Linked DNA regions of Homo sapiens: region 1 is linked to region 2. A link is a loop called in an ENCODE intact Hi-C map of the cell type or tissue named here. Cell type or tissue: GM12878. All regions are shown on one strand. Links, peaks and the distances in the headings refer to the core of each region. The heading gives the core; the rest is flanking DNA.

What was found. Hi-C counts contacts between places; a loop is a spot of excess contacts. Peaks named below come from ENCODE experiments on the same cell type or tissue, not always from the same donor. Only the 100,000 strongest peaks of a DNase experiment are listed, where the experiment ranks them.
Region 1: it touches region 2 in a loop (2.0-fold over the local background); 1 of 110 quality-filtered maps calls a loop at or near these places.

Annotation. Positions count from the first base shown.
Region 1 is chr12:107,777,694-107,782,164 of GRCh38, forward strand. No RefSeq gene overlaps it. Among named protein-coding and RNA genes, the nearest start is that of ASCL4, 5.2 kb to the left of the region's middle. In GM12878, for the core only: no CTCF peak of the experiment used is centred there; a DNase peak (open chromatin) is centred at 1,948.
Region 2 is chr12:107,826,977-107,831,447 of GRCh38, forward strand. No RefSeq gene overlaps it. Among named protein-coding and RNA genes, the nearest start is that of ASCL4, 55 kb to the left of the region's middle. In GM12878, for the core only: no CTCF peak of the experiment used is centred there; a DNase peak (open chromatin) is centred at 2,505.

The DNA.
Region 1 (4,471 bases), core at 204-4,203, 49 kb before region 2:
CAAAGGTAGATGGATCGCTTGAGCTCAGGAGTTTGAGACCAGCCCAGGTACTGGAAACCTTAACGTGGTTTTATTTAAAGCCCTGTTGAGAATGAGGCAATGATTTTGAGAAACCTTTTGGAAAAATAAAAATAAAACCATCTCTCAGCTGGGTGTGGTGGATCATGCGTGTAGTCCCAGCGCTTTGGGAGGCCAAGGTAGGAGGATTACTTGAGGCCAAGAGCATGAGACCAGCCCTTGGCAACATATAGAAACCTTGTACCTACAAAAATTAAAAAAATGTATCCGGGCTTGGTGGCACGCCTCTGTAGTCCCAACTGCTCAGGAGGGCGAGGTTGGAGGTTTCCTTGCACCCAGGTGTTTGAGGCTGCCGTAAGCCATGATCGTGCCTCTGCCTGCACTCCAGCCTGGGCAACAGAGTAAGACTACTATTTAAAAAAATAGTAATAATTAAATGAACTCCTTCCGCAATCATATAACTTTTTAAAAGAAGAAATCTTGCAGTTTTTCTGAGACCTTCCCCATGACTTACAGGAGGAGCACCAATCCGGGAATGAGACCTTTAAAAAGGTTTGACCTCTTTTCCGGCGAATGATCACTTCATTAACCCTAGAACAATTTGACTTTCAAAAGGAACAAAATAAATTTCCAGTGAATTTTGTGGAAGCAAGAATGGAGGGGAGTTTTATGGCAATGAAGCATTCATAAAAGGAGAAAGATTTTCATGTCCTTCAACATCTTCCCTTTTTTTATTTTTCCCACTCAGCCCAGACATATCCCTTGATCACACTTGATTGCTTTTAGAATACTCCCTGTGGTTGGCAACCTGAGTAATTGCTGCGACACCCCATCCCACCCCACCCCACCCCGAGCGTGCAAAGCAGGAGCTGCGTTGGGATGTGGCAGAGCGTGCCCTGGCCCTGGGGCTGGATCCAGCTCTTGCCACTCACTGACTTGGTGACTTTGAGCAAGTCCCTAACTGTTGTGTTCTCAGTTTTCTATGCTAGAACACATGAAGAGTGTCACATTATCTTTTAGACTCTTCCAGCTGGAAAATATCATGCATCCGACCTGTGCAAAGTCCGAGCTGAGGGAAGCAAATGTAATAAGACATGCCCACTTCCTGCCACACAGCACGGTGCTTTCTGTTCCTGTATTTCCCTCTTCCCACTAGAATGATCCAGCCCTGGGGCTGCGGCCTACTTTTTTTTTTCTTGCTGTTACCACGCCCAGTTAAAACAAAACAGCACAAAAAATCACCAAAAGCTTTATAAGTTTTTTATGGAATGGAACTTGAAGACTCTTTACAAGCTGGTAGGGAAATAGACCGGTTTTACCTCAATATGAGGAAAAAGGTATAAATGGTATAACTGATATCCAAAATGGAAGATATGCTATGAGGAACCAAAGAAAAGAGGGATTTGGTCCAGCCTCAAGTGAGAAGGGAGCAAGAAGGAAAGGCTTTGGTGGATGCAGTGTTTAGTAGGTAAGAATGGAACGAGAACTCCAGGCAGAGGGAATAAGAGGAACAAAGTTGCTGCAAAGACAGGAACTGTTTGGAGAGCGCAGAGAGGCTGAGTAATAGGAGACTGCATACAATGGCTGAGGCAGCTCTAGGGACATTGAAAGCCAGGCTAAAACAGCTTGGAGTTTATTTTTTAACCAATGGGGAACTACTGAAAAAAAAATTGAGGGAGGGTTTTGGAGAAGGTACGTGGTTAAGGATCATGGTACTCCGGTGGTAGGAAGCAGCGGACCAATAGGGTATTGCCATAATTAAGGGAGAGGAAACAAAGTAGGGGCCTGAACTCTGACAGTATCATTGGGAATGTGAAGGGAGGGATGGATTGACAAGTGGAACTGATAGGTCTTGGCAACTCAGAGGAGGGGGAGGGGATGAGGAAGAGGGAGAAGTTAAAGACAACTGTGGTTGAAATTGAGAACACAGAAAGAGAAGTGGATTTAAAATGTAAGAGTCTTGTTTTGGAGACGCTGAATGTAAAATACTGGTAGGCTACTCCTGCCCACAAGCAACTGAAAATGCTGAGGTTGAGGTAAAGAGAAAAGTCAAGCGTAGCTGTTTCTTTAAGAGCCACACACTTATGGGGAGTTATAGAAGTAGGTATGATCTCCACAGGAGAATGTTGATGAGAAAAAGAGAAGAATTGGGCATGGTGGCTCACACCTGTAATCCCAGCACTTTGGGAGCCTGAGGTAGGAGGATCACTTGAGCCAGGAGTTCAAGACCAGCCTGTGAAACATAAGGAGACTCCCCGCTGTCTACAAAAAATTAGCCAGGCAGGGTGGTGCATGCCTGTGGTCCTAGCTACTCGGGAGGCTGAGGTGGGAGGATCACCTGAGCCCAGGAGGTCGAGGCTGCAATAAGCCATGATCACACCACTGCATTCCAGCCTGGGCAACAGAGTGACACTGTGTCTCAAAAAATACATATAAATAAATAAATAAAGAGAAGAAAGCAGGGACAGGCCTGCGTTGAAGGTGTGTCAGAAGAAGAAATGTCTTTGAAGAGAGCTGAGAAATAGGAGCCAGAGAAGTTGGAAAGAGAATCAAGCTGGTATGAAATTGTGGCAATTAAATGAGGATATAATTGTATAAGAAAGAGGGAATGAGTGACAGCATCCTATGAATCAGAGGTGTCAGATGGTTGAAGTATGAGGGGATCTTATTGGGTTGAGCCCTTCACTCTGGCCCCAGTTTCTCTGCAATGTGCTGCGTGAGGCAGGGCCTGGATTGCTGTCCTGACTTTAGCACTGTCTATTGCTAGAGACCTCTGTAAGAGCAGAAATAGCACAGTGGATTGAAGAAATGAGAAGTGGAAGTCAACTTGAAGACTGCCTTTTCTGGATACTTCACAGTGAAGGGAGAAAGAGAGCTGGGCTGGTGTGACCCAAATGGAGGAAAAGATGGGATACCAAAGATACTTCTGAGCCTGAGGTCTTACAGGTAAACAGGTCTAGCTGATTCAGAGGCTCAGAGGTGACAAGGCTTCAAGGAGTCTGAAATTAGGTGGAGGTGAAGGTCTTAGGAATTGGAGAGATTAAATAACTGGGAGGGCAGAGGGTTGGAAGGTAATGCACTAAAACTAAGGTAGGTTTTTAAGTCATTGAAGAAGATGGAGCTGGTTCTGCCATTTGCAGACAGTGGAGATGAAAATGAGATGAGGGTTGTATGAAAAGTATACCTGTGTGGGTTTAATATTGTTCCTTGGGTGCTAACTAGTTTCAAAAGCATTAAGTTATCAGTTTTTAATGACTTGGTTAAAAAAATGAGACAGATCTTCTCCATAATGGCACATTTTAAATGATATTCATATTTATTTAGTAGTGTAAGGTTTTGTAACTATAAATATCTCCAGAAAGTTCTGCAGTGTTTATTTATTTATTTACTCATTTATTTATTTTTGAGACAGAGTTTCACTCTGTCACCCAGGCTAGAGTGCAGTGGCATGATCTCAGCTCACTGCAACCTCCGCCTCCTGGGTTCAAGCATTTCTCCCACCTCAGCCTCCTGAGTAGCTGGGACTACAGGTGCCCACCACCACACCCAGCTAATTTTTGTATTTTGGTAGAGATGGGGGTTTCGCTGTGTTAGCCAGGCTGGTCTCAAACTCCTGATCTCAAGTGATCCACCTGCCTCGACCTTCCAAAGTGCTGGGATTACAGGTATGAGCCACCACACCTGGCCTAGTGTTTATTATATGAGACTGTGATAATATATGCCACACACCTTGCCCAAGAATCTGGCAGCAAATAATAGGTGCTCAATAATTCATTTATTTCCTTTTGTCTGTGGCTTCTGGGGTAAAAAAATACACTGCTTATGTACAAAAACATCAACAAAGAAACCAATACGGAGTAAATGCAATAGATTAAAGGCTAGAGAGAAATAAATAGTACCTTACTTTCTTTCCTTTGTGGAATTTCTGGGGATGGGGGAAGAAGAATAAAAACTTGTCAAAGAAGAACAGGGTTTGGAGGAGAGTAGAACTGAGATGCCCTTCGGTCATCTAGATCTGAAGATATGGGGTCTGTGCCTTTCACAGAGCAGTTTTGGATCTGTGGGCAACAGAACTTCAAGCCTGGACCCTGGGACTTAATTCCTGTCCTCCTGACTCCAAGTGCTATAAGCCTGCAATGGACTGTATGTTTGTCCCCCTCCACCGCAAATGTGTATGTTGAAATCCTAACCCCCAATGTGATGGGGTCTTTGGGAGGTGATTAGGTCATGAGGTCATGGGGCTGGAGCCCTCATGAGTGGGATTAGTGCCCTTAAAAGGGACCCCTAGAGAGTTCTCTCATCCTCTTTGTGACATCTAAGGATACAATGAAAAGTCAGCAGTCTGCAACCCAGAGAAGGCCCCTCACCAGAACCCAGCCATCATCTTGGCATCCTAATATTGGACTTCCAGCTTCCAGAACTGTGAGAAATAAATGGCTGTTTAAGCTGCCTA
Region 2 (4,471 bases), core at 227-4,226:
TAATCCTCCTCAGCACAGACCTTTTACAGGTGTCAGGCTGGGGGATGGTCAGGTCTTTCCCTTCCTATGAGGCCATATCTCAGACTATCACATGAGAAGAAACCTTAGACAATACCTAGCTTTCCTAGGCAGAGGTCCCTGTGGCCTTCCGCAGTGTATTGTGTCCTTAAGTACTCGAGATTAAAGAGTGGTGATGACTTTTAACAAGCATACTGCCTTCAAGCATTTGTTTAACAAAGCACATCCTGCATGGCCTTAAATCTATTGAACCTTAAGTCAACACAGCACATGTCTCTGCGAGCACAAAGTTAAAGGTAAGGTTACAGATTAACAGCATCTCAAAGCAGAAGAATTTTTCTTAGTACAGAACAAAATGGAGTCTCTTATGTCTACTTCTTTCTACATAGACACAGTAACAGTATGATCTCTCTTTCTTTTCCCCACAAATATCTTGTTGGATATGCCATTCTTTAGCCTCATCTTGGAGGCCCCCTCAGTCAGACATACCTATATGGGTATAATATGTCCAACAAGCATTGGCCCCCCATTTCTCAGGGCAGTCAGATCAGATCATTTTTCCTTGGCGATATGTACGGCCATTGTGAGAACAGAGAGAAGCAGTTTTACAACATTTTGTTCTCATGTAAGTATACACGGCAAAAGATGTGGGTGCTTGGAAGGGGCTACCTAATCCCCAAGAGTTTCTGAGGGAATGCTGGTTGACTCCCCCAAGGGAGGCACACTGACATGGGGGGTGTGTTGCAGTTGGAGAAAGGGACATAAGTACGAAGAGGATGGCAGGAAACGTAAAAGGAGTCAAGACGTGTTGTAGGTGGAATGGTCGTAGGAAAGAGGAGGGAAAAAGGAGTAAATTGCTGTTAGAAGGAAGGACGATAGAAGAAGGGTTGATGTGATAACCTGATGTGATTAAGATTTTTGTCTCGGCTGGAGCTACAGTATATAATCCTACTGCAAAAAGTGTAGTTACTGTACTGCTTAATAATGTAATGAAGCAGTAGAAGGATTCCATTAAAGAGAGCAAGGGGAGATGTCAAAGATCAGTAGGTTTTCTACTTATCCTCCTTTAGGTAGAAAAAAGTTCCTTTTCAGGATTAACTGCAGGAGTTTTTCTGCTCAGAGGTTTTTCTTTCCGAAATATGAGATGCAGATCCTCTGGTGGCTGACAGGTGTATCGAGGCTGGTCTGGCTGACTTCGTGACTCCTGAGGTGATGATCCTACAAGTTCCTCAGGAGGTGTCCAAGGTTTGACTCAGGTGTGGTGAATCCAGGATTCCACTCCTACTACTTTAACTGCAGTGGGGGTAGAGAGGATTACTGAGTATGGTCCTTCCCATAAGGATCCATAGATGGAGACGTAGACAGGAGAGACTTGGCCAATACTAGATCTGATTGAAACAACTCTATTCCTTTTTCCCTGTCACACTTTTCAAGTAAAGTTTTAAGATTCTGTTGATATTTTGCCAGAGAAGTTATATCTTTGACTAAATTGGCCATTTCCTGATCAAGCAGGAGGTCATTTGTGAGAAAAGGCCATCCATATAGCATTTCATATGGACTGGGCCCCATTCTGTGAGGGGAGTTTCGAATTCTTAATAAGGCCATGGGCAAGAAAGTGGGCCATGGGAGATGAGTTTCTTGTGTTAGCTTTCTCAAATGCCTCTTAAGTGTTTCATTAGCCTTTTTGACTTTTCCTGAGGATTGTGGCCTTCAAGCACAGTGAATGTGATATTGTATTCCTAGTGCCTTGGAAATTCCTTGAGTTATTGTAGCTTTAAAAGCTGGTCCAGGCCGGGCGCGGTGGCTCACGCCTGTAATCCCAGCACTTTGGGAGGCCGAGGCGGGTGGATCATGAGGTCAGGAGATCGAGACCATCCTGGCTAACAAGGTGAAACCCCGTCTCTACTAAAAATACAAAAAATTAGCCGGGCGTGGTGGCGGGCGCCTGTAGTCCCAGCTACTCGGGAGGCTGAGGCAGGAGAATGGCGTGAACCCGGGAAGCGGAGCTTGCAGTGAGCCGAGATTGCGCCACTGCAGTCCGCAATCCGGCCTGGGCGACAGAGCGAGACTCCGTCTCAAAAAAAAAAAAAAAAAAAGCTGGTCCATTGTCACTCTGTAAGCTTTGGGGAAGTCCAAATCTAGGAATTATTTCATGAACTAAGACTTTAACCACCTCTTGGGTCTTTTCTGTTCTACAAGGGAAGGCTTCCACCCAATTTGTAAAGGTATCAACACAGACCAGTAAGTACTGAAATCCTCCTGACTTTGGCATATGGGTAAAATCTAACTGCCAGTCCTCTCCAGGATAATGTCCTGTTCTTTGTCTGCCTGGAGAGGCCTTATGATGGGCTAAGGGGTTATACTTCTGGCACACTTCACAGGCTTTCATTACTTGCCGGATGGTTTTGAGAGGTTTGACCCCATAAATAGGGATGTGGCCATCTTATGGGTACTTTCAATACCCACATGAAAAGTTTGGTGGAGAGTTTTAAGTATTTTCACTGGCTGGCTTCAGGTATGACCACCCTTCCTTCCTCTGTTGTTAGCCACCCTGAGGGGAGAAAACTATGTCCTTGTGAAAGTCCCCAATTCTGGTTCAGTTGGGGAATACTGGGGCTTAACTTCCTGGAGGGGGTTGCTCCATACCAGGGGTCCTTCCATGGGTATTTCTGGAGGAAAGTCCCGCCTGGCAGCAAGTTTGGCCTCAGCGTCTGCTTGGCGGTTTCCTCCTGCTTCCTCTCCTTCACCTTTTTATTTTTTATTTTTTTATACTTTAAGTTCTAGGGGACATGTGCACAACATGCAGGTCTGTTACATGTGTATACATGTGTCATGTTGGTGTGCTGCACACATTAACTTTCATTTACATTAGATAGATCTCCTAATGCTATCCCTCCCCCCTCCCCCCACCCCACGACAGGCCCCAGTGTGTGATGTTCCCCACCCTGTGTCCAGGTGTTCTCATTGTTCAATTCCCACCTATGAGTGAGAACATGCAGTGTTTGGTTTTCTGCCTTTGTGATAGTTTGGTCAGAATGATGGTTTCCAGCTTCATCCATGTCCATACAAAGGACATGAACTCATCCTTTTTTATGGCTGCATAGTATTCTATGGTGTATATGTGCCACACTTTCTTAATCCAGTCTATCTTTGTTGGACATTTGGGTTGGTTCCAAGTCTTTGCTATTGTGAATAGTGCCACAATAAACATATGTAAAGACAGGAGGATCCCTTGAGCCAAGGAGTTTGAGGGTGCAGTGAGCCATGATTGCACCACTGCAATCCAGACTGGGCCACAGAGCAGCATGCTGTCTCAAAAAAAAAAAAAAAAAGAAAAGAAAAGACTTTTGTAGTAAGGAACATTTAAAATTTGTGTGTGTTTGTGTGGGGGACACACTATAAATCAATTGACCCATTAAAATAATGGACTAGTAGTTAAAAATATATTGTTTAAAAGGACAAATAATAAGGCAATCATGATGTCTCATATGAAAATCAAGACTCAAGTTGACAAGTAAAACATTTAACACCCAATTAAACTCAACATCAGCAACGTTTAATTTCAGCAAAACATTATCTGTTACATTAAAATTGTTAATTTGTATTTTATTAATGTTATAGTTTTATTTGTATTTAGTTTGTAATTTTGTTTAGGTTGTATAAAAACATTGAATTTATAGCTAAATATTATAGAACATTATATTTGCATGTATCCAAGTAGCATTATTGAAAAACTCATTTGGATAAACATTGAGATTTTAGGAGTTCCTTTAAAAGAGTTCTGTACATAACTACATTTAAGAAACTCCCTCATGACAATTCCATGAGATAGTTACTATTATCCACATTTTGCAGATGAAGATACTGAGACTTAACAAAAATAAGTAAAATTGTCTACGGTTATGAGTGTAGCAAGATACCAGTGAAGCTGAAACTTGAACCCAGGTTTGCCTAAATTCAAAGTCTGTGCTGCCTCATTTACAGGGAAAGATGGTACTGGAGCCCCCGGAATAGGTGGTGTGAGGGCCTCTGAAGGTCAGAAGGCAACCTGGGCTTCCTGGTATTCAAAAGACAGGAACAAGTGTAAAAGAGGGGAAGAGGTCTCAGAAAGCAAGATGAGACATAGTTCTTGGCCAAGTGTCCTCCTGGCAGCCCACAGACACCTGAAGATTCAGTCATTCCTCTTCTACGAACCCCTGTGCTGGGGACTAAGGATACAGAGACAATAAGACTGTGCCTTCCTAGTCTTCAAAGAGTTAATGGTGTTGCTACTAACTTAGAGGATGTGTGCTCGAGAGAGGACTCATTTGAAAGTCTGCAAATTCCCAATGTTTACCCACTGCCCATGTTCACTGAAAGTTATTCCAGTTCAGCTTTTTCAGTCCAGCTGAGCAATGAACTCCACCTAAATTCTGCCCCTCCTCTGCTATAAAACAAAGTAGAAGAAGAAAAA